3 separate regions of the Mus musculus genome follow, and all the other regions are linked to region 3. A link is a loop called in an ENCODE intact Hi-C map of the cell type or tissue named here. Cell type or tissue: heart. All regions are shown on one strand.

Region 1 (8,000 bases), 92 kb before region 3:
TGGACGAGAGCTTGACTCTTAGAGGGAAGGGGATTCTTGTAGGGTGACAGTAAAGTTCTCATGTCTAACTTCACTACGTGTTGCTGCAACTGCCCAAAATTCTCAAAGCAGATCTGCATCTTTAAGTATTGATTATTTCTTTAAGTATTTAATTTTATTTAAGTATAGATTAATCTCTGCATCTTTAAGTATAGATTATTCCTTCGTTTTTAAAAATGGGACAGTGCTAAGAAAAGGCGGCAAACCTCAGAGGTAAGTCTGTTTCAGAGTACATACCTCAAAATATGGCAATCTTTCATGAGACACAAATTTACTTGAAGACTCACTGGGTGTTTGTTATGCTGGGGACTAAAACCAGGCCTCCTGCCTGCCAGTAGAGTCCAGCTCAAAACTGATACAAACTTTTTTTGTTGTTGTTGTTTTGGTTTTTTCTGTTTTGTTTTTTCGAGTCAGGGTTTCTCTGTGTAGCCCTGGCTGTCCTGGAACACACTTTGTAGACCAGGCTGTCCTCGAACTCAGAAATCCGCCTGCCTCTGCCTCCCAAATGCTGGGATTAAAGGCGTGTGCCACCACGCCCGGCACAAACTTTTTTTGGGACAGGATCTCATTATGTAGCTTAGGCTGGTGTCAAACTGGTAATTGTACTGCCTCGGCCTCATTAGCACTGGAGTTACAGACAGGAATTCGTCATCATGCCTGCTTTAATTCTTTTTGTATAAGATAGGGCCCACTACTGGACACTGAACAGTGACAGAGTGCTTGCCTGGCATGAGTGAGGTCCTAAATTCAATCCCCAGAAGGTGCCATCTCCCTACCCCTGCCCACGCCCCAATTTTTTTTTTTAAATCAGGCATACACCGGGCTGTGGTGGTGCACACCTTTAATCCCAGCATTTGGGAGGCAGAGGCAGGTGGATTTCTGAGTTCGAGGCCAGCCTGGTCTACAAAGTGAGTTCCAGGACAGCCAGGGCTACACAGAGAAACCCTGTCTCAGGGGGGAAAAGAAAATCAGGCACAGACAAATCTTGGAGAATACAAAATTAACCCAAATTTCTATGTAAAATAAGAAACTATAGAAATTTTGATTCCTGTTTAGTTCTTTCTCATCAAACACTAAAAGTTTGGTATAAAAGGCAGACTGCAGCCTGGTGGAGGATGCCTTTAATCCCAGCACTTGAGAGACAGAGGATCTGTTTAAAGTCAGCCTGTTCTACAGAGTGAGTGACAGGACAGTCAGGACTGCACAGAGAAACCCTGTCTCTAAAAAAACAAAACAAAACAAAACAAAAGGACAGACTGCTACATGCTAAGCCCCTTTTCAAATAAACATACAAACGGGCAGGGGCTAAAGAGATGATAGCTCAGTGGTTAAGAGCATTTGTTGCTCTTGAAGAGGACCCAGGTTTGGTTCCCAGCACCCATGTGACATCTAACAAACATTTGTAACTAGTTTCCAGGGGTCAGACAGAGCCTCTTGCTTGGCCTCCATACCCAGGATACAGATTGACCCTCAGGCAAAGCACAGGTACACAGAGGGAGAACCATCGCTAGCACTGAGAGACAAATGCTACATCTCCAGATGTGAGAAGCTCTTTTCTCCTCTCTGTATCAAAAAGACAACTTGAGAAGCATCAGTTTATTCCATCCTACTGTTTTCATTACGTCCAGGTAGCATGCTGTCCAGACTGGCTTGAACTCCTGATCATCCTGCCTCCACCTGTTCCCCAAGTCACTACAAGTTTGTGACCTGACTGGTCACATGAGTTCATTAAATGTACCACCATCAGGAGAAAAGTTCTACCAAGATCTTCCCGGGATGGTTATGAAAATACGGAAGTCTGTTGTAGGAGGCTGAGGCAAGAGGACTGCCACAGTTGGTTTGTTTGTCTTATGTCAATGCTGCTGCTGCTGAGAGACACCAAAACCATGGCAACTCTAATAAAAGAAAGCATCTAACTGAGGCTTACTGAGCGTTTCAGGGGTTTTAATCCATCCATCATCAGCATGATGGGAAGCATGGTGGTACCCAGGCAGACTTGGGGCTGGAGAAGTAACTAAGGATTCTCTACATCCAGATCCAAAGGTGTAGCCAGTGAGATTGTGAGTTTGGTTTAGGCTTCTGAAACCTCAAAGCCCATCCCTAGTGGCACACTTCCTCCAACCAGGCCACACCTACTCATCCTTCACCACTTTCAAACTAATCCTTAGGACTACACCCTAAGCATTCAGATATATTAGCCTATAGGAGTCACTCTTATTCAAACTGCCAAGGTTAGGGTTTCTTTTCCCAAGTAAGAGCAGGGACCTCGGATCCCTGGAGCTGGAGTAATGGAAACTTGTGAGCTGCCTGACCTGGGTACTGAGAAGCTAACCCTGAAAGAGCAGTATAAACCGGCCTTGGTGACAAAGGCCTTTGCTTTAATCCCAGTACTCAGGGGGCAGAAGGAAGTTGGATTTCAGTGAGAGGCCAGCCTGATCTACAAAATTCCCACATCACTCAGCTGTCTGGCTGGTTGCTTCAGACACAATCTTGGGGCTTAGCCAAGGCTGGACTTGCACTCAGTGAAATCCTTCTGTCTTGGCCTCCTGAGTCCTGGGCTACCACACACAGATCTGGGTACATTTTTTTTCAATACATAAATAAGGCAATGTCAAACAGCCCCAATTCACTACGGCTAAAATCAACTTTTGAACTTTTTCTCTCACTGTTTGGCGGCAAACCAAAAAAGCCTGGTGCAGTCATCTTGCCTCGGTTTTCTGAGTCCTGGGGATTGTACACCTGAGAGCGGCTTCACTTGTTTTTCATAGCCATCCAGTCATGACACTGATAGAACTGACTGACTTCCACTGATGCTTGTCACAGTTAATAAGCTTACGTGGTCAGGCTTGGTACAAACCTGAAATCAGTGGCGAAGGCAGAAAGATCGAGAGTTCAACCCGTTATCCCATACTCACTTGTTTTCGGCCAAGACGCCAATCGGTAAAGGTGATCCCCCAACTACAACTGTTAACTCCCTCAGCTGACTTATCCTACTCCGGTTCTCCTAAGCTGCGTGCTCTTTCTTCACCTGGACGCACCCACACTCTGCCCATGCTTTCGCAAACCTCTAAGCTCGGTGCCTAGCGCAGCAATTATGACACAGGCTGGTTCTTGTCTGTTCATACATTTTTTTTGTCTGTAACCCTCCAAGTTGTCATCACCAAGGCAGGTTCGCATGCCGAACCTGACCGGGAACTGGGTTAACACTGCATCCGAAATCACTGGTAGGGGCCGGGCATTTTCTCGGGGTAGATGCAGTGGGTAGGGACAAGATGCTCGGGGTCGGAGAGAAAGCGCCCCGCCTGTTACAGCAGCAGCGGCCTAGCGCGCGGCTCGTACCTCGGTAGCTGTGGATGCGGCGGCCGGTGCCCGGTGGTAAGATCGGGTAGGGCTGAGGCTCGCCGTCGAAGTTGAGCCACAAAGGCAGCACGACGCGCGGGCTGCGGTTGCAGAAGATGACCTGAGAGGGCTCGCGCGAGTTCACCGAGCGCAGCACCGGCCGCGGCCGCCCAGCCTCCATCTCCTCAGGACCGGGCTCCCCCGCCGCCTCCTCTGGACTGGCTGCCTTCCGGGGCATTATTGGAACGGGTCCCTCGGATTCGCAAGCTGGACGTGGGCGGCGCGTGCGTGCGTGCGGATCTACGCGCTCCGGGACAGGTCTGCCGGTCCCAGACGCGCTCCGGGCAACTTGAAGGCGGAAATGGCCGCCGGGAGCCCTCAAACTGGGGGGCGGGGCGGCACGGAGCCAGGGGCCGCGGCGGTGGGCGGGGCCGCAGCAGTGGGCGGGGCGGCGGGGCGGCGGGGCGGGGCCGCGGCGGAGCCCCGGGTTATAAATTCCACCTCCTACAGTTGGGTTTCTGTTTGTTTCCTTTCCTTTTCTTTTTCCTTCTTTTTTTTTTTTCCCCCAAGATAGAGTTTCTTCGTGTAATCCTGGCTGTCCTGGAACTCACACCCTAGATCAGTCTGGCCTCGAACTCTCGGAGATCTGCCTGCCTCTGCTTCCAGAGTACTGGGATTAAAGCCGTTATCTCCATGCCAGAAAGACTTGCTTTGAGGTAGGGTCTCACTATGTAGGCCTAGAACTCATTATGTATATCCGGCTTGTCCTGAACTCAAAGATCTCCCTGCCTCAGACTCCAGAGAACAGGGACCAAGGGCAGTTGGATTTTTTTTTTTTTTTTTTTTTGGGTAGCATTGTTTCCCCCTGGCTGGTCTGGAATTCCGTGTACAGACCAAACCAGCTTCAAACTTAAGAGTGATCTCCTGCCTCTGACTCCAGAGTGCTGGAATTACAGGCATGAGCCTCATATATATATATATATTTTTTTTTTTTTGAGTGTACTTAAATTTAATTTCTTCTCTTAAGATCTCCACGGGCTTGCCATATTTCCCCTTCTGCCTTTGCTTTTTGGTTTTTCAAGACAGGGTTTCTCTGGGTAGCTCCAGCTCTCTTGGAACTCACTCTGTAGACCAGTCTGACCTCCAATCTCCTGCCTCTGCCTCCCAAGTGTTGATATAAAAGCTGAGTACCACCGCTGCCGGGCCCACCTATGCTATTATTTAAAGTTTTTCTCATTGATGAGTTTGAGTCTGTCTCTATTTTTAACTACACATTTCAAAATGTCTTCCAGAGTACAAAAGTAAAACTTTCCCTCCTTTTCCATCTGCATTCCCAGAAAACAGTATTACCAGTTTTTGTTTCCTTTCAAACTTTTTTATGTTTGTGAATAGAATTTTAAAATATTTTGTCTTTTTCTTTTTAGACGCAGACTTATTGCATAGTTCCCATTGCCTTGCAGCTGAATATATATAGCCCAGGCTGGCCTCAAATTAGTGGCACTCCTGTGTCTGCCTCCCAAGTACTGGCATTCTAGATATGTGCTACCATGACTGGTTCAAAGAATTAGCATACAACTACTATCAGATAACATTCAGTGCCATTTTTCCATAGACATTTCTGGCAGAAGTTTCATCAGATGAGCTTTTTTTAAATGTACGGGCCGGGCAGTGGTGGCGCACGCCTTTAATCCCAGCACTTGGGAGGCAGAGGCAGGAGGATTTCTGAGTTCGAGGCCAGCCTGGTCTACAAAGTGAGTTCCAGGACAGACAGAGAAACCTTGTCTCAAAAACCCAAAAAACCAAAGTAAATAAATAAACAAAAAATTAAAAATGTACGGGTGTGCATGTGTGAGCTCATCCAGGGGCTGATGAACACAGGGAGGATTGGATTTCCTGGAGCTGGAGTCAGAAGTCGCTGTGAGCTGCCTGTTGTGGGAACTGGGAATTGAACCCAGGTCCTCTGTGAGAGCAACCAGTGCTCTTAACCACTGAGTCAGCTCTCCAGGGCTTCTAAATTCTCTTGAATTTTTAGTTCCCCATTTTTCAGGTAGGTTCTTTATTTTCAGTGTTGAGAAATCCAGAGCTTTATGTATGACACGCGAGCCACCTACCTCTGTGCCTAGACCAAATTTAGTATTTTGTCTAATATTATGTTTAGCACATGTCTACTGAATGGGCCATGTGATAGAACCAGTCTCTGCCTTCAGAATGCTGAAAGGCTAGTGTGGAAGGACACAGGACAACTCGGAGGAGCAGTGTTATTTGGTTGTAACAAAGAATGTGAAAGGTGACTAGATGAGCCAGGAAAAAAATCAAGCAGGGTGTCTGAATTCCATTTAGGCTCCTTTATCAAGTCTGGCGAATAAATCACCCTGAACAGTAGAAGTTTATGTCATGCTTTTGGAGCAGTTGAAGATACAGTTTTATGGACTAAAGAAATGGCTTAGTAGTTAAAGAGTGTGCTGCTCTGAGGACCTGAGTTCAGTCCCCAGCATCCACATCAGGTGGCCCACAACTGCCTGTCACTCCAGGTCTAGGGAGTTCAATGCCCTCTTCTGACCTCCACAGACATGTGCAAGCCCCCCCCCGCCCCCATACACAAACAAACATACATACATGATTTAAAAATAAAAATACGGTGGAGAGTTGGCTCCTTGGTTAGGAGCACTGGCTGCTCTTGCAGACGACTCTGGTTTGATTGGCAGCTCACAACCATATGGGACCCCAGTCCCAGGGGATCGGACACTTTCGTGGGTACCAGGCATGCAGTTTGCGCACACACATACCTGATAGTACATACATACACATACATACATAAAGACAGTAAGTAAAATTTAAAAAAACCTAAAGAATAAAAATAAGGACTAGAGGGAGCTCAGCAGTTAACATTACTTAAAACTGCTCTATCAGAGAAGAGATGGTTCCTAAAACACCAGGTGACTCACAACTGCCTGGAACTTCAGCTCCAGGGGATCTGGCACTCTTCTGGTCTCTGCAGGCACATGCATATTTGCACACACATGTGCACTTACACACACACACACACACACACATCTTTTTTAAAATGTGGAGGACCAGCCAGATGGCTCAGTAGGTTGAGATGCCTCCCATAAAGCTTGCCCTGAGTTTGATCCCTGCGACTCACTGGACTCTGGAAACTTGCCTTCTGACCTCCACAAACGCACAAATGCACTACGGCATACACATGTCTACACACACACACACACACACACACACACACACACACACACACACACACACACACACTTTAGAGGGCATGTGGTCCTCATGCTAACAGATAAACTTTGGAGCACCCAGGAGTGTTAATCATGCATGGGTGTCTCCGCAAAGGAAGAAGAATCTGCTTTCCACCCAGAGCTGGGAGGAGGTGTTAATGAGCTAGTGACCTTTGCAATCTGTAAAGCAAGACCTCACCCAAATTCCCCATAATGTTTATCCCAGCCTTTTCTTCCCTAGACCTTTAGCTTTCGTTATTAATAGAGCCCATCTAGATGTTACATGTACTTTAGAGTCTGCTGACCTCTATGCCATCAGATCTTAGGCCCTTAATCTATAAAACCTATCTTCATGGTCACATGTGTTTGTGCACCAGAGATTGTATCACATCAGGAAGCTTTCCCCAAAACTATACTGTGTTTAAACGTTTAAATATGGTATCAGACTCTCTAGAATTTCAACTAGCGCTGATAAAGTTGGGCTGAACTGAGCTTACATCCTTGCCTCTCATGTTCCTGCCTGCCGTGACTCTTAAAGGGACCCCCACAACTTTTAAGTTTTCCTCATGTCTCACGTTAGAAAACAGGAAAGGGCAGCGTTGTCTTTTTTAAAAAAAAATATTTATTTAATGTACATGAGTACACTTTAGTTGCCTTCAGACACACCAGAAAAGGGCATCGGATCCCATTACAGATGGTTGTGAGCCACCATGTGGTTGCTGGGAACTGAACTCAGGACCTTCGGAAGAGCAGTCAGTGCTCTCAACCTCTCATCTCCTGAGCCTCAGCACTGTCTTTCTTTACGAAGCACTCTGGTTTACTGAGGAAAGGCATTATATCTTTTAATTAACTCAATCCAGACTGGGGCAGAGTGGTGCTTGCCTTTAATCCTAGCACTTAGGAGGTAGAGGTAGGTAGACCAAAGTTTGAGGTCAGCCTGCTCTACATAGCATGCTCCAGGCCAGCCAGAACTACACTGTGACCCTGTCTCAAAAAAAAAAAAAAGATCTTAAACTTCCTACACACAGTAAGGAGGTTACCTGGAGAAGCACCCGGACACCTCAAAGCACCACATGGGATGAGGAAATTGCCAGTGTAAGAGGCCAGATTCCTTAGTTTCCTACAACCAATGTTACCAACTGCTCTTTGCAACCAGGACCTTATGATATAGCAACGTGGCTCTAACCGACTTGGCATTACCACCAACACATAAACATCCTATTATCTGTAAGATAAACACTGAGCATTCAGGTATAATCCACCGAGTGCTTGCAAAGACCATCGTTTTGCCTTATTATCTTGTGGTACAGTCCCTATTCATGGCAGGAGCCACTATTAAGCCAACTGCAGAGTACAGGTAAATAACACAGCTTTAGAAGTGGTCCT
Region 2 (8,000 bases), 74 kb before region 3:
AACTCAGGAGGCGGAGGGCCAGACCAGCCTACATAGCAAGCTCGACGCCGTCCAAAGCCAGCCTTGTATCAAAAGGTCTCACAGCAAAACCTTGTCTCAACCTCCACCTCCCAAAACCCTAACAGCAGCTTTCAGATGACGGTCCCTCAGCAATTATGTAATTATCCAAGGAACGGGAAAGCTTACTAACAGATATGGAGACCTTGTCTCAAACCTCACCCCCAGAACAAAAACAAACAAGAAGGTAATAAACTAAGCAGGGTCACGTGCACGTCTGCAACCTAGTCAGCAGAGCTGATGGAGGAGGGCAAGGTCGAGGCCATGTGCGATCACCAGCCTGGCCACACCATGGCACCCTATGTCAAAAAACACACACACAAAAGAGGACAGGATGAAGGAAGGAGAGAAGAAAGAGGAGTGAGGATAGAAAGATGAGGAAGAGGAGAAAATAAACAGTACTCCTAAGAGATTTAGAATTATGAAATAGGTGTGATAATACCTATTATGTAGCCCTCTAAGGAAGATTCAAAGCTCTCCATCATCCTGGAAAATTAGTTGAGACCCTGTCTGACAAATTTTGTCAGTAATAAGACATACTTTCTAGGCTGTACATATCAAAGGTAAAATATATGTGGACTAAAGTTTAATGTAGCCAGGCCTGTATAAAGACAAAGGCCTATAGTCTGTGACATAGATGACGCAGGACTTGAGCCTGGCCAGGAGTTAGCAGCCAACTTGTGGCAGAGAAACCACAACTCAAAACCAAAATGGTGTTTATTAGTACAGGTTGGTAGTACAGATTGAGTAGGATTTATCAACAAACCAACCTGATGTGTTCCTCAGTTTAAGGCAACCCTGGTGTACACATTATGAGTTCCTGGTCAGCCAAACCTATATAGCAAGTCCTGGCCTCAAAAAACAGAAACAAACCTAGAACTCTTCAGATTTTGATTGTTCTCAAGGCAGTTAGGCAACGTCTGAGGGAACAGCTTCCTGATGCAGTTCAGTCAGAATGAAGTTGCTGTCACTAAGACCCAGATTTGGAACAGTGAGATGTTACATTAACGGGATTTTTGGTGCTTTGCCGACTGAAATGCCATCTCTGATATTAGCGGCTACCAGACAAATGAAGTCTGGTAATTTTGCTTGCTAGAACATTCTTTGAGAGTGATGTCTCCAGCTTCTTCCCACTGCTCTCCCACCTAGGCCAAAGTCTCAGACCTAGGATCTATTCAGTCTATCCTGGCCCCACCCAGCACAGACACTTAGGTTTTTGGTTTTTTTCTGAGCCAGGGTCTTATTCTTTAGCTAGACTGGCCTGAACTCATGGCAAGTCTCTTGCCTCAGCAAGGTAGGTTCACAGGTATAAACCACCACATAAGCTTGTTTAATTTCTTCTGTTCCATTCTTACTGGAGGGGATGTTTTTCAGTAAAGAATGTTGTTTAAAGAAAAAAGAGTGGGGGATAGTGAAATGGTTCAGCGGGTAAGAGCACTGACTGCTCTTCCAAAGGTCCTGAGTTCAAATCCCAACAACCACATGGTGGCTCACAACCATCTGTAATGAAATCTGACGCCCTCTTCTTGGGTGTCTGAAGCTACAGTGTACTTATTTATAATAATAAATAAATCTTTGGGCTGGAGAGGGGTTGACTGGAGCGAGCAGAGGTCCTAAAATTCAATTTCCAACAATCACATGATGGCTCACAACCATCTGTACAGCTACAGTGTACTCATATACATAAAATAAATAAATCTTTAAAAACATTTTTTACAAGAGTTTAAAAAAAAGAAAAAAAAGTGAAATATTTCAGTTCTCTGGCAAAGTAGGAGAAAACTATGTGAACCAACACTGAAATAGTTTACACAAAAGGTACACACTCAATAAGCACAATTGTTGGAGTGCTCAAAAGATTCTGAGCCAAAACCAAAACCCTCGGCAGGAAAACTTGACTATGAGTAGCAAGACAAATGATCAGTTCTGGAAAATGCTTTAATTCAGTAAAAAGCCATCTAAAGCCATCAGGTCTACCTGCGAACATACCTGCCTTTGTCATTGAATCACATTCCTTTAATACTCCTTAAATCTAATTCTTCTGGGGACACATGAACTCTTTACTGACTACAGTTCTCTACTATAACCTCCACAGAAACTTACGGGCGTGAAGCTGTACCACTGACATATACATTTATGCTGGCCTCTCATTAGTTGGTATCTTTAACCTCCGCTCCCTGTTAAGAAAATCCATGTAAGATTATACAGAATCCTACACACTTTGTGAGCATACTTCTTTTTCCCCACGTGTAAGAGGTTTATTGGGGGGGGGGGCAAGGAAGGTGGCGGCAGAGAGAGAAGGGTGGGGGAGAGAGAGAATTCGTGAGGGTGCGTAAGGACACTTCTAATCCAGCACTTGGGAAGCAGAGCCAAAGGGCCATCACAAACTAGAGGACATCCTGATCTGTAGAGCTGCAGGCCAGCACAGAGCGACAGACAGTAATAATCTCAGGAGGGGGAGGGAAAAAATAGTTGAGGAAGGAGAACCATGAGTTGTACCAATTTACAAGACTCAAAACCAAAATGCAAAATGGAGTAGGGGACATGGAGCATGGATGGACAGATTAAGATCTCTTATTTATTGTATTTGAAGGTGGGTGTGGGCATGCACTATGTGGGGCCAGAAGACAACTTGTGACAGCTGGTTCTCTCCTTTCACCTTGTGGACCCTGAGGATTGTATTCAGGTTGGTGGCCTTTACCTGCCAAGCCATCTCAACAGCCTGAAAGAACTCTACATACAGAAAATGGATTAGTATTATTATTTACACTGATAGTCTCCCTTTATGTGTGTGTGTCATATCCCCTGGGACTAGAGCTATGGACCACTGTGAACTGCAACGTGGGTCCTGGGATTTGTACCTGGGTTCTTTGGAACTGCTTTTAACAGCTGAGCAATCTCTCGAGCCCTAGAAAATGGCTCATTTCTGTGGCTGTTCTGAGGACCAGGCTGGCCTCAAATGCATAGCACTCTTCCAGCCCTTGTCTCTCCAGTGCTAAGAGTACAGGTATGAGCCACCACATATAACAGGGAAGGGTTACCATGTTCCTCACTGCCAGCAGACCTGTGTAAGAACCAATTACGCCTGCTGATGTTTGCTTTGCTCTACCAGGCTGGACTCAAAACTCTCTATGAAGCAGATGACTTGGGAGTTCCTCCTGGTCCTCCTGCCTCTGCATCCTGAGTGCTGCTATTAAAGGCATGGTGTGTGGGTGCTAGGCCAATACTCTACAGACTAGGCATCCCCTGCCCCTTAATGATGCATTTCCAATTTCCTTTTTGTTCTCTTTTCTCAAAAAACAAAAACAAAACAAAACAAAAAACCCCCAACCAACCAAAAAACAAAACAAAACACAAAAAAAGGAGGAAAAAAAAGGAGAGAGAGAAAGAAAACTCTAAGAAGTGGGGGATGCCGGGGTCTTGTGCTTACCACTCAGGAGCCCAATCCCTGAACTACACCCCGTAATTGAAGCTACTGTTCGGTTACCTTCTATCATACTACTTAGGACTCATCGGGTCTTTAGCTAGAAAATATACGATTCACTTTAATTTTTTTCAAAATACAGCACTTTCTCCCCAAGATGCTGAAAGTTGCTAATTAGTAGAACCAAAGCACTCTAGTGAAAAAGATCACTGGATGCCATCTGCACGTCTTGTATTGTGTAAGAAGGTCCCTGAAAGAACCCTTCCGGAGACCATAAGAAGTCTGTAACAGGTTTTCAGTCCAGAAGGCTAGGAACGCACGCAGAAAGAAATCAAGACTGTCACTAGCCGGCCACACCTAGGAATAGTTTTTTGGAAAAGTGGACTCTGCTGAAACCATCTGCCCTGTAAAATCCGAGGAGCCAGACAGAAGCATCCAGAGCACCTACCATGAAGCAGATACAGGGCTAGAAAAGCCATTCCCAAGGCCCGAGCGGGCCCCATCCCTTACAACCCTCAGCACTAGCACCAAATCGAGCCGGGGATGAATGAACCTGCCGGGAGTGGTTAAACGGGAGCAATAGAAGGCATGACATCAAAGGGGTTCGGACTTCTTCCTGAAGGAGATGGACAACGAGCAGGAGTCTCTCAACAGTAAGCGCGACCGTGACCGTGACACGGCTGCGCACTGCCTGCCAAGTGAAGACTGGCACGGAAGCGCGGCGCAAACCGGGGCGGATGATGGATGGGCCTAAGAGGCTGGACAGTGGGCGTGCTGACGAGCGCAAGTGGGGCATGGCAACGGGCAGGGTAGACCCTCGGAAACGGCCCAGTGAGGCTCGGGGTGAGGGCACTGGGGCCGGCGGGCAGCCAAAGAGGAAGCGAGTAGCCAGGGCGGCGCGCCTCTCCTCCCCGCCGCCGGCCGCCTCCCAGGCCTCCCTCCTCCCAGCCTCCCCTGCTCGCCCGCTGACCGAAAGAGTTGAGAAAGTCTGAGATTTTCTTGATGCTGCTGGTGATGATCTCAATGTACTCCCGGTTCGCCCAGTCCTGGTGAATCTCCCGCTGCACCGGATCCTCTTGTCCCGCCATGGCGGCCGCCTGAGGAAGAGTGACTGCGCAGGCGCCGCGACCTCTACAGGCCTCCAGCGCGCCTGCGCCGCCAGCCAGTACCCGAGTGTTCGAGCCCCAGAAAGGGCTGGCAGAGCGACGCGCGTGCGCACTCTAATCCCTGCGCTCTAGCTTGGCTCCCACGCTGGGGTAAACAAGATTCCTCCACTCGCGATGTGAAGACTAAGAGCTACCCTGTCCCCGGTTACAAGCACCCGCTGACCACTAGCGGATCTTGTCGTTAGGGGGCGCCCACACATTCCCACCTCCGCCTAAGGGTTGCTCCAAGCTCTCTTGCACCTTGTTAGCTGTGATGGGCACAGTCCACGAATCCCGTTTATTCAGAATGCTTGTCATGCTTGGGTCACAACTCTGTTCATTCTCGTTTTCTTTTAAAATTTGTTGTTGTTGTTGTTTTTCGAGACAGGGTCTCTCTGTGTAGTCTTGGCTGTCCTTGTACTCCCTCTGTAGACCAGGCTGGCCTCGAACTCACAGAGATCAGCCTGCCTTTCCCTCCGGAGTGCTGAGATTAAAAATGTGGCCACCACCGCCAGGTTAAAATTATTTTATTCGTATTATATGTGAGCGCTTACGTGGCACAACACGCGGGCGGAAGTTACAGGACAACTTGCAGGAGTGGGTTCCTCACCTTCCATCTTGTGGGACTGAACACTCAGATCATCAGCTTCAGTGTCTTTATTGTTCGAGGTGTCCCACCAACTCTGAATCTCCATATTTACCAAATGAGCAAAATACTTTTCTTTCTTTCTTTCTCTTCTCTCTCTTTCTCTCTCTTTCTCTCTCTTTCTCTCTCTTTCTCTCTCTTTCTCTCTCTTTCTCTCTCTTTCTCTCTCTTTCTCTCTCTTTCTCTCTCTTTCTCTCTTTCTCTCTCTTTCTCTCTCTTTCTCTCTCTCTTTCTCTCTCTTTCTCTCTCTTTCTCTCTTTCTCTCTCTTTCTCTCTCTTTCTCTCTCTTTCTCTCTCTTTCTCTCTCTTTCTCTCTCTTTCTCTCTCTTTCTCTCTCTTTCTCTCTCTTTCTCTCTCTTTCTCTCTCTTTCTCTCTCTTTCTCTCTCTTTCTCTCTCTTTCTCTCTCTTTCTCTCTCTTTCTCTCTCTTTCTCTCTCTCTCTCTCTCTTTCTCTCTCTCTTTCTCTCTCTCTTTCTTTCTCTCTTTCTTTCTTTCTTTCTTTCTTTCTTTCTTTCTTTCTTTCTTTCTTTCTTTCTTTCTTTCTTTCTTTCTTTCTTTCTTTCTTTCTTTTTCCAAATCAGGGTTTGTCTGTGTAGCCCTGGCTGTCCTAGAACTCACTTTGTAGACCAGGCTGGCCTCGAACTCAGATATCCGCCTGTCTCTGCCTCCCGAGTGCTGGCATGCGCCACCACGCCAAGCTGCCAAATACATTTTTAATGCTAATACCCAATGATGGACCGGCTGAAGCAAAATGGTAAGTCACAGTGTAAACTCATTCCATTTCTATCAAGAACTGCAAAAATAATCTCCAACCTTTTTACCTAATCGTTTCATTAAAAAAAAATCGTTAAAGGAACGTAGTCGTACATGCTTATAATTTCAGCACTCAAGAGACTAAGGCAGAAGAAGGCTTGTCCAAACAATGGTCTAGTCAGTCCATGTGTGGTGGTTTGAATAGGTCTGGCCTGAATAAAAGTTTGAATGCTAGGCCCATGGGGGAGAGGCTCTGTTAGAAGGTGTGGCCTTGTTGGAGTGGGTGTGTCACTGTGGGCGTGGGCTTTGAGGTTTCATAGTGTTCCAAGTCTACCCAGTGTGGAATCAGAGCCTCCTCCTGGCTGCCTTCAGATCAAGATATAGAACTCTTGGCTCATCCAACACCAACTTGGCCTGCTGGATACCGTGCTTTACCACCGTGATGATAATGGGCTGAACCTTTGAAATCGTAAGACAGCCCTGATTAAATGTTTGCCTTTGTAAGAGTTGCCTTGGTCATGGTGCCTCTTCACAGCAACGGAAACCTAAAACACCGTGGCACTTTATCTTTGTAGGTCAGGCTGGCCTCCAACTCAGAGATCTACCTGCCTCTGCTTCTAGAGTGCTGAGATTAAAGGCATGCCCCACAACCACTCAGTACCAAGGTATAAAATTTTTACATTTTTAACTTATGCATCTCTTTGGGGGTAGCACCTTGAGAACAGAATGTCAGCTCCTGGAGTTGGTTTTCCAGAACCAGAGGTTCCAAAAGCCTGAACCCAGCCCAGCCCAGCCCAGCCTTTCTGCTTTTGTTCCCTGTGTGACTTCTTTCTCCCTACACATGCTCTTGCCATTTTCTGGGACCAGGGCTAGTGTTTTGTTGTACAGTGTGTGTGTGTGTGTGTGTGTGTGTGTGTGTGTGTGTGTGTGTGTGTGTGTGTTTCTTCCTAGGAAGGCTGGCTCAGGTATTCCCCTGCAATTGGGTAATGTAAGGAGATTCTGGCTCTGCTGGATCCCAGTGGTGCTAATAGCAAATCATGCCTCCCAAAACATGTCTCCCAGATCTGGGCAGATTGCACAGAGGACTGTGGACAGATTGTCACAACAGTACGAATACCTCTTTAAAAAAAAAGGGGGGGGGTGCTGGCGAGATGGTTCAGCAGGTAAGAGCACTGACTGCTCTTCTGGAGGTCCTGAGTTTCCTGAGTTAAATCTTAAAAAAAAATTATTTATTTTATGTATTTGAGTAAAATTATAGCTGTCTCCAGACACACCAGAAGAGGGCATCAGATCCCATTACAGATGGTTGTGAGCCACCATGTGGTTGCTGAGAATTGAACTCAGGACCTCTGGAAGAGCAGTTAGTGCTCTTAACAGCTGAGTCATCTCTCCAGCCCACAAATAACTCTCTCTCTCTCTTTTTTTTTTTTTTTTTTTTTTTGGGTTTTTTGAGACAGGGTTTCTCTATGTAGCCCTGGCTGTCCTGGAACTCACTCTGTAGACCAGACTGGCCTCGAACTCAGAAATCCGCCTGTCTCTGCCTCCCGAGTGCTGGGATTAAAGGCGTGTGCCACCAACGCCCGGCTCACAAATAACTCTTTATCCAATAATTCTAATCATCTGACCTTGGCTTTGGGGACTTCCATATTTGAAATGATGTGCAGTGACTACAGTTTCATTTGCCTTTTAAATAGCAGCCATCTCTTAATCAGGAGGAAAATAACAGACCAAGAAAAGTTATAAGTTCAAAAGCACTCACCTGTCTTCCAAATGTCATACTTTTCTACTCTTTCTGGTTTCTGATTCCCCTCCAAATTCTTTTTTGTTTACTCCTTCTGTAATGAATATACATGTATACACAGTGGGCACTGGACAGACACCTGAAGGCTCTGTAGGTCTTCTAAACCCAGATCTCTGCCTTACCCCAATCCTTCAGTTCTCAGTCTCAGCAAACATTACCTCCTCATGGTCAGGGTTT
Region 3 (8,000 bases):
GGCCATCTGCTGTGTTCCTGAAGAACCCCACTGACTCTGTAGTCAAACTGTCTTCAGAGGTGGTCAGCAACAGTGGCTTACCCACAAACAAAACAGCCACCGAATAAGATAACATTCATTCAGTGAGGTTTCAGTGGAGAGTATATAATGTGCCACTTGAGCACAATAACCACGGAAACATTTCACCTAAGTCTAAAGTAGTCCCCGCCTCGCAGGTCCTCACTGTTTTTAAAAATGTGTATTCTTGAGCCGGGCGTGGTGGCGCACGCCTTTAATCCCAGCACTCGGGAGGCAGAGGCAGGCGGATTTCTGAGTTCGAGGCCAGCCTGGTCTACAAAGTGAATTCCAGGACAGCCAGGGCTACACAGAGAAACCCTGTCTCGAAAAACCAAAAAAAAACAAAACAAAACAAAAAAAACAAAAAAAAAAAACCAAAAACGTGTATTCTTTACTGAGCTATCTCTGTGTTTCTAAAACATGTGTAGACACGTACGCTACAGCAGAGAATGAGGTCGGAGGGCAGCTGTGGAGGATGTTCGTTCTTTCCTACCTGAACTCAGGCTGCCAAGCCTGCCCAGCAAGTTACCAGGTTAGCAACTGCAACAGCCTCACCTTGATTTCTGAAACAAAGTCTCTCACTGGGGCTCACAGAGTACACTAGGCTGACTGACCAGCAAGCCAGAGAAGTCCTGCTGACTCCACCTCCTCACCACTGGAACTCATATTCACCATTTTTGCAGTGGTCCTGGGGATGACACTCAAGTCTTCACACGTCCCTGGCTGAGCCATCCCGCAGCCCCCTTTTCAGAACTCTTAGGACCTTTGTTAACTGAGTTCTCACTATTTCTTTGCTTGTGGCTTACTTTTCTTTCTATATCACTACCATTTATTTACCCGTTACTTTTTTAGGAATAAAAGGAGACAAGTTACTATTTTTTTCTCTTCTGTTTTTTGTTTTTGAAACAAGGTCTCTCCTTGTAGTTCTGACTATCCTGGACCTCACTATATAGACCAGGCTGACATCAAACCCACAGCAATCCCCTCCTTCTGCTGGGATTAAAGGTGTGTCTCACCACACCCAGACCACTTGTTGTTCAAAAGGATGAATATTTCTTATTTTTGTGTTCTAGGATCTAGATAATATTGATAATGTATAAGAATTTTTACAAAGATTTATTTCTGGTCTAGAGAGATGGCTCACCGGTTAAGAGTACTGACTGCTCTTCCAGAGGTCCTGAGTTCAATCCCCAGCAACTACATGGTGGCTCACAACCATCTGTAATGGGATCCAATGCCCTCTTCTGGTTTGTGTCTGAAGACAGCTAAAGTGTACTCATATAAATAAAATAAGTAAATCTTTAAAAAAAAAGATTTATTTCTATTCTGTATGGATAGCTGTTTGCCTGCCGGAACCTAAATGTACCACATGAATGTACCGTGTCCTCTGGGACCAGAAGAGGACACTGAATCCCTGGAACTGAAATTACAGGTGATTGTGGGTGCCATGTGGGAGCTGGAAATGAAAGCAGCAAGTACTCTTAACCACTGCATCATCCACCCAGCTTAATAGTAATTATTTTTATGAAGGTGGAGAGTGAAGTTCAGAAGGTATCCAAAAGCCCTAAGTGGCATTTGAGGCAGACACTCAATCCTTAAGCTCCTAGGATCTCTGTATTCTCTCCAGTAATCCATAACAGATGTCAGCACTTGAGAAGCAAGAGTTCTGCATCTTTTCCTGTCTCATGCATCTGTGATTCACATATAACAACAAAAGGGTAGATACTTACTGGAGGCATCTTCTGTCAGGTTTTCTTTATCCTCAGAATCTAGCCGACGTCTTTTGGAAATCATTTTGACTAACGTCTTCTGCCACTTATATTACTTCCTTAAAAAAACACCCAGGAGTTGGAAATTTAGCTCAGTGATATACACACTGCTTACCTCCACCACCAAAAGAACCAGCATAATCGGAGACTAGGAGTCATTCTAAAAACTATTCTCTCTACAAGCAGAGGGTTTGAGTCTTCACATTAACGCTGTCCAAACCACCCAAATGCTGAGCACATTTCAACTCCTACAACTGGCCAAGTTGCTTCTTTCACCAGGCTACTTCTCTGTTGCTAAAGGAGAAAGCCCATAACTCGTCTTCTGAGACTCAAGACCATCACCTAAGCTGCTCTCTAACAGGTTACTTCAGTACTGTGTCATGGTGGTGCTAAGGACTGAAGGTATAAGACAAGACAAACATCAAACATTGCAAAACAAGACAGACATCATTCCAGCGTGCAGGAGGCGTACAGCATTACAAGGTCTTAATGTATTGAACTACGTCTGTGTGACTGCAATCGAAGAGAAGCCAGGGAATTGAGTGAGAGCTTATGAGGACCGTTAGTCTACCTGTAGGTGGAGCAGTGAAGAAAAGCAGGAACAATTTTTCTGAACACGTTTTCCGTTTCAACATCATAGCTTTGTGTGTGCTAGGACAGTCATTTTTATTTTTAAAATATCTAAATCTTAGGTGTATGATGATTTGCCTGTGCATACGACTGTGGACCATGTACACACTGGATGCCTGCATAGGCCAGAAGAGAGTATTAGAGCCCCCAGAAGTGAAGTTACAGATAGTTATGAGCCACTATGTGGGTGCTGGGAAAGGAGCCGAGATTCTCTGCAGAGCAGCAAGTGTTCTTAACCACTGAGCTATTTTTCTAGTACGTATTTATTTTTAAGACAGGATTCCACCATGTAAATTGGACTGGCTGGTCTACATAGTTACCAGTTACATTCTAGGCCAGCTTCAGATATACAGTGAGGCCCTATCTCAATAACCAACAAACAAACAACCTTGTCTTATATGCTCTAATTATAATCTACATATTTCTCACATGCTAACTTAAGAAAGATACCATTACTAGTCTCCTAATCAGGGGAAGGGCTGAGGTTCTAACTCTAAAAAGTCTGGTTCCAGAATCTGTACTCCTTGTTTTGTTCATTTATTTTTGGTTCTTAGACAGGCCAGAATCTGTGGGTTTTGTCTTACTTTCAACTTCTAGGGTCTTGTGTAGCTGTTTGGTCTTGAACTCATACATAGCCAAAGGCAACTTCTCCTGCCTCCACCTCCTAAAAGCCAAGACTATGGGCTATTATTATTATTACTGTTTTTTATTTGGTTGGTTTTGTTTTTTTGTTTTGCTTTCTTTTGTTTGAGACAGGGTTTCTCTCACTCTGAGGACTGGCTGACCTTGATCGAACTCAGAGATCCAACTTCCTCTGTCTCTCAAGTGACACCACCACCCAGCTTCTCTCTCTCTCTCTTTATTTTTCTGTGTATACAATGTTCTGTCTGCACATCAGAAAAGGGTATCAGATTTCATTATACATGGTTATGAGCCACCATGTGGTTAAGGGGAATTGAACTCAGGACCTTTGGAGAAGCAGCCAGTGCTCTTAACCTCCAAACCATCTCTCCAGACTAGGGCAATGGTTTCTATTAAGGATTAACGTTCCTGGGCTGGTGAGACAGCTCTGGGATTAAGAGCGTTTACTGCTCTTGCAGAGGACCCAGGTTCAGTTCCCATTCAAACATGCGGCTCAAAACTGCCTGTAACTCCAGTTCTAGGGAATCCTGCGCCCCTTCGGGTTCCTATATGCATGTGGTGCACATAAACACAGAAGGTCAAATCATACATATACATTAAATAAGTCTTGCCAAAAAAAAAAAAAAAAAAGCCTCAAAAACTAAAAACAGGTTCAAATTTCTTATTATACGAGATTTCTTATTATGCGTTTCCTACAATAATATGTAATCACTGACAGCCACTTTTCAGAGGGAAACACTAGAACAAGTCAGGGCCGTCTGACTTCGGAGAGATACCATCTCGCTCCCAGGAAAGCCTAAAAAGCCACTAACCTGGGGACCCGCCAGTTGCTTCCCTTCGTTTTCGACTTTCCCGCTAGAAGAACGGCGCTCTGACGCCATCAAAGCCGCGCCGTGGCGTGACGTTACTCGCCCGCACCGGAAGTTGACGGCCTGGCGGCCCAGCTGGAAACAGTGCGCGGAGAAAGCTAGGCTGCCCCAGATTCCACGCCAGCCAGACTGAGGGGCGGGTGAAGGCCCGGAGCCGAAAGCCGGGAGGAACCCAACTCCTCCCGACCCGCAGCGAACTCTCAGCGAAGATGGCGGGGCCCGAGCTGCTGCTTGACTCCAACATCCGCCTCTGGGTGGTCCTGCCCATCGTTATCATCACTTTCTTCGTGGGCATGATCCGCCACTACGTGTCAATCCTACTGCAGAGCGACAAGAAGCTCACCCAGGAACAAGTGTCTGACAGGTCAGTACCCTCACCCTATCCTGCTGACCTCACTCCCGGGTGACCTTGGTCAAGAAAGTGCAGGGATTGATTGTATCACTTTAACTGAGTTTTCATCGCGCCCCTACGGGTTGACCTTGGCGGTTAGCTGTGTTTCATTTTTGTCAGTAAAATGGGAATAATCTCAGTACCTACCTAATAGAGAGAGCAGGCATGTAGATGTTAGATTGGATGATACCTAAAAGCCTTTAGCCCAGGGCCTTGCATGTACTAAGTGTTTAAGAAAACGTTCTTAATATTGTTAGGCTAGTTGCCAACCGTCAGTGAGGTTCTCTCTGAACTATCCTGCTCCATTCCGTTATTAAGAGTACCCACTGAGAGTCAGATGCAATATTCCCTTGAGTCCTGCTAACATCCAGGCAAGTGAATTTCATAATCTACACTACCAAAGAACTGTAGTGATCTGCTGAGATGCTAAGGTATAAAGTGCCTCCAAAGCTTGGAGACTACCACAGAGACGTGTGAGGAGTTGCGATGGACCATTCCACCTGCCTCCTCTCCTCACTTGCCTTCTTACAGTGCTTTTCTGTGGGAGACAGAACTTTGACATAACTTCAGCCACTTCACATTAAAATCAGTAACAGTTTTCAATCACTTATTCTAGTCATTTTCAGAGACTAGCTGAAGACAGTGCTGCTGGTTCCTTGACTTGTCCAGATCACATAGGAATCACTTTAATGAAGAGAAACGTTTCAAACGTTTCTGCAGAGAACAGAAAACAAAAACCAAAACAAAACAAAAACCTCATTTTGCCGGGCGTGGTGGCACACACCTTTAATCCCAGCACTTGGGAGGCAGAGGCAGGTGGATTTCTGAGTTCAAGGCCAGCCTGGTCTACAGAGTGAGTTCCAGGACAGCCAGAGCTATACAGAGGAACCCTGTCTCGAAAAACCAAAAAAAAAGAAGAAGAAGAAAAAAAAAAAAAAAACCTCATTTTATCGTATTTAAAAGTTACTTTCTTTTTGTGGCAAGTAATACTGGATTTCCATTTGCTGGTGATTTAAAGATCACCTTAAATTAAAAACACTTTAAAAAAAAAAAGATTTATTTTATGTATGTGAGCACACTGTTGCTGTGTTCAGGCACACCAGAAGAGGGCATCAGATCTCACTATAGATGGTTGCAGCCACCATGTGGTTGCTGGGATTTGAACTCAGAACCTCTGGAAGAGCAGTCAGTGCTCTTAATGGCTGAACCATCTCTCCAGCCCTAAAAACACTTCTTCTGCAATGAGGCTGTGATGTAACTCAGTTGGGTACAGTGCTTGGACAGCTGGCTTTGAAGCCCTGGGTTCCTTACCCCAGCATAAGCCAGCTATGGCAGTGTAAGCCTGTAATGCCAGGACTCAAAGATGGAGGTAGGAAGATCAGAAGCTCAAGCAAGCTACCTATAGACTGGAGGTCAGGCTGGTGCACATGAGAGTCTGTCCCCCAAAATGTCCAGCTTGGGTATTTTCGATTGTCTTTTTTTTTTTTTTTTTTTTTGTCTTTCCTTATTCTGCTGCTGATAATAATAATAACAACAGCAATAATAATAATAAGCCAGCTTTATGAAACATTCTAAGCAGGTACAATGATAAGGACTTAACATTTGTTAATTTATTTAAAACCAAAAAGCAACTCAATGTGGTTGATACTGTCCTCATTTTATAGAAACTGAGACTTTAACAGAGTTCCGTAATAGTAATGGATGATGACAATTCATGACTTTAAGCTAAATCTCGTGGTTCCCAAGCCTAGGTTCTTTCTTTTTCCCAACAGTGCCCACTATGACTATTTTGTGTGCCATTAGTTTCAGAGCTGACTAGAGACAGCCCCCTGAAGCAAGCCTTAGGAAGTTAGCTTAGTACAGACTTGAAAACTACAAGAAGATGGGGAGTGGAGAAAACTCAGTAATTTAAATTTTATTTAGTTTTTTTTTAAGTATCTACTTTTGCTAGCATGGTGGTGCATGCCTTTCATCCCAGCACTCAGGAAGCAGAAGCAGGTAGATATGTGAGAGTTCCAGGGCAACCTGGTCTCTTTAGAATGTTCCAGAACAGCCAGAGCTACATAACAGAGAGACCCTGTCTCAAAAAAAAAATGTATTTTTGTTTTGTTCTTTGTGATTGAGCGTTTGCCTGCATGTATGAATTGTGTATGTACTGTATGTGTCGTGCCTGCGGAGGCTAGAGGAGGGGGGTGGATCCACTGGAGTTGGAGTTATAGAAAACTAGTTGTGAGCGGCCATGTGGGAGCTAGGAACTGAACCAGGCTCCTCTACAAGAACAACAAGTGGGTTAACTGCTCAGCCATTGCTCCAGCCTCATTCAACAGTTTCTGATTCCTGTAAAATAATTGTCATTTTATCCTCACAACGAAGCATGCTATCCTAACCCCGCTTTTATAACTAAAAGGAAAATCAGAGAAATCAAACAGCCTTTCCAAAGTCATCAGGGTAATAGAGCATTGCATTTGTACAGATTGAGTGTAACTATGTGATGCAGTTTTCTGCCCTGGTTCACCTCACAGTTTTAGAGTGATGATTCTAAATGACATCAGACCCTCAGCTCTTTTAGTATTCTTTTTTTTGTTGTTGTTTGTTTTTTTTTGGTTTTTTGTTTTTTTTGAGACAGGGTTTCTCTGTGTAGCCTTGGCTGTCCTGGAACTCACTCTGTAGACCAGGCTGGCCTTGAACTCAGAAATCCACCTGCCTCTGCCTCCCGAGTGCTGGGATTAAAGGCGTGCGCCACCACTCCCGGCTCTTTTAGTATTCTACAGATGAATTATACAGTTTATATATAAGAAGGTTGGTTGGTTTGTTGGTTTGTTTTTCAAGAACTTTTAAAAGGTAACACAGTGTCCGAGGTGTAATAATCAGAAATAAAGGAAAGAGATTTTTAGTATGCATTTCATACATGCATATTTGTGCACAGCTATCTTACAAGATGTCATATGCATACATCTAGCTATAAAATCACAACTAGGACAGATCAATTGTGGGCTAAAGCAGATGATGTCACAGAGGCAGTACTGTCTATAAATGGTATACTAAGTCTACCCAGAACCTGTTTATAAACTTAGTAGCTAGAAAGCCTGTGCTCCTTCCACACTGGAGTTAGGTTTGCACCTTAGATAACTAGAATAGTTGAGTGAGGTATACAGAAGTAGTGTAGGACATAGGACCATTCCTTGTTACATAACTACCTAGCATTGAGGATATCATAACATCTCTAAATCCATGACAAGTGACAGTTATATGGCATTTCTCCTCCACACTGTCATTACGACAATCAAAAAAGTTCCAGATATGTCAAACAGGGTAGCTTACACCTAGACTCCTAGAGCAGGGGAAGCTTACGTAGGATCACCATGGGTTTGAGATCAGATAGGGTAAGGGCTATAGTGTAAGACATTGTCTCACACCAACCCTTTCCCTTGAAATAGCCAGGGATAATGGTACACAACTATAATCCCAGCACATGGAAGGATGAGGCAGGAGAATTGAGACGTCATGGCCAGCCTGGGCTCAGTGAAACACCTTCTCAAAAGAAACAAAAAGTTGCCCAGATTTCCATAAGGCCTCTAGAGGGTGGTACTATCCCTGTGGAGAGTCATGCTATGGGGAACATCTCTAGTCGTAATCTCTCCA

The links. Peaks named below come from ENCODE experiments on the same cell type or tissue, not always from the same donor. Only the 100,000 strongest peaks of a DNase experiment are listed, where the experiment ranks them.
Region 1: a loop joins it to region 3, with 2.8 times the contacts of the local background. A loop is called at or near these places in 5 of 42 quality-filtered maps.
Region 2: it touches region 3 in a loop (2.4-fold over the local background); 8 of 42 quality-filtered maps call a loop at or near these places.

What each region holds. Positions count from the first base shown.
Region 1 is chr6:113,619,757-113,627,756 of GRCm38, reverse strand. It overlaps Vhl (von Hippel-Lindau tumor suppressor), which reads right to left and starts at 3,763. Exons shown (of 3, transcript NM_009507.4): 1 at 3,379-3,763. The coding sequence starts at 3,616. In heart, a CTCF peak has its summit at 3,482; DNase peaks (open chromatin) are centred at 2,546 and 3,646; H3K4me3 peaks cover 2,055 bases; H3K27ac peaks cover 1,362 bases.
Region 2 is chr6:113,601,345-113,609,344 of GRCm38, reverse strand. It overlaps Brk1 (BRICK1, SCAR/WAVE actin-nucleating complex subunit), which reads right to left and starts at 4,573. Exons shown (of 3, transcript NM_133937.1): 1 at 4,449-4,573. The coding sequence starts at 4,566. In heart, a CTCF peak has its summit at 4,789; a DNase peak (open chromatin) is centred at 4,644; H3K4me3 peaks cover 2,231 bases; H3K27ac peaks cover 1,676 bases.
Region 3 is chr6:113,527,659-113,535,658 of GRCm38, reverse strand. It overlaps Emc3 (ER membrane protein complex subunit 3), which reads left to right and starts at 4,021. Exons shown (of 8, transcript NM_175101.3): 1 at 4,021-4,331. The coding sequence starts at 4,177. Fancd2 (Fanconi anemia, complementation group D2) reads right to left here and starts at 3,977. Exons shown (of 44, transcript NM_001033244.3): 1 at 3,911-3,977; 2 at 1,788-1,885. The coding sequence starts at 1,851. In heart, no CTCF peak of the experiment used is centred here; a DNase peak (open chromatin) is centred at 4,008; H3K4me3 peaks cover 2,075 bases; H3K27ac peaks cover 1,584 bases.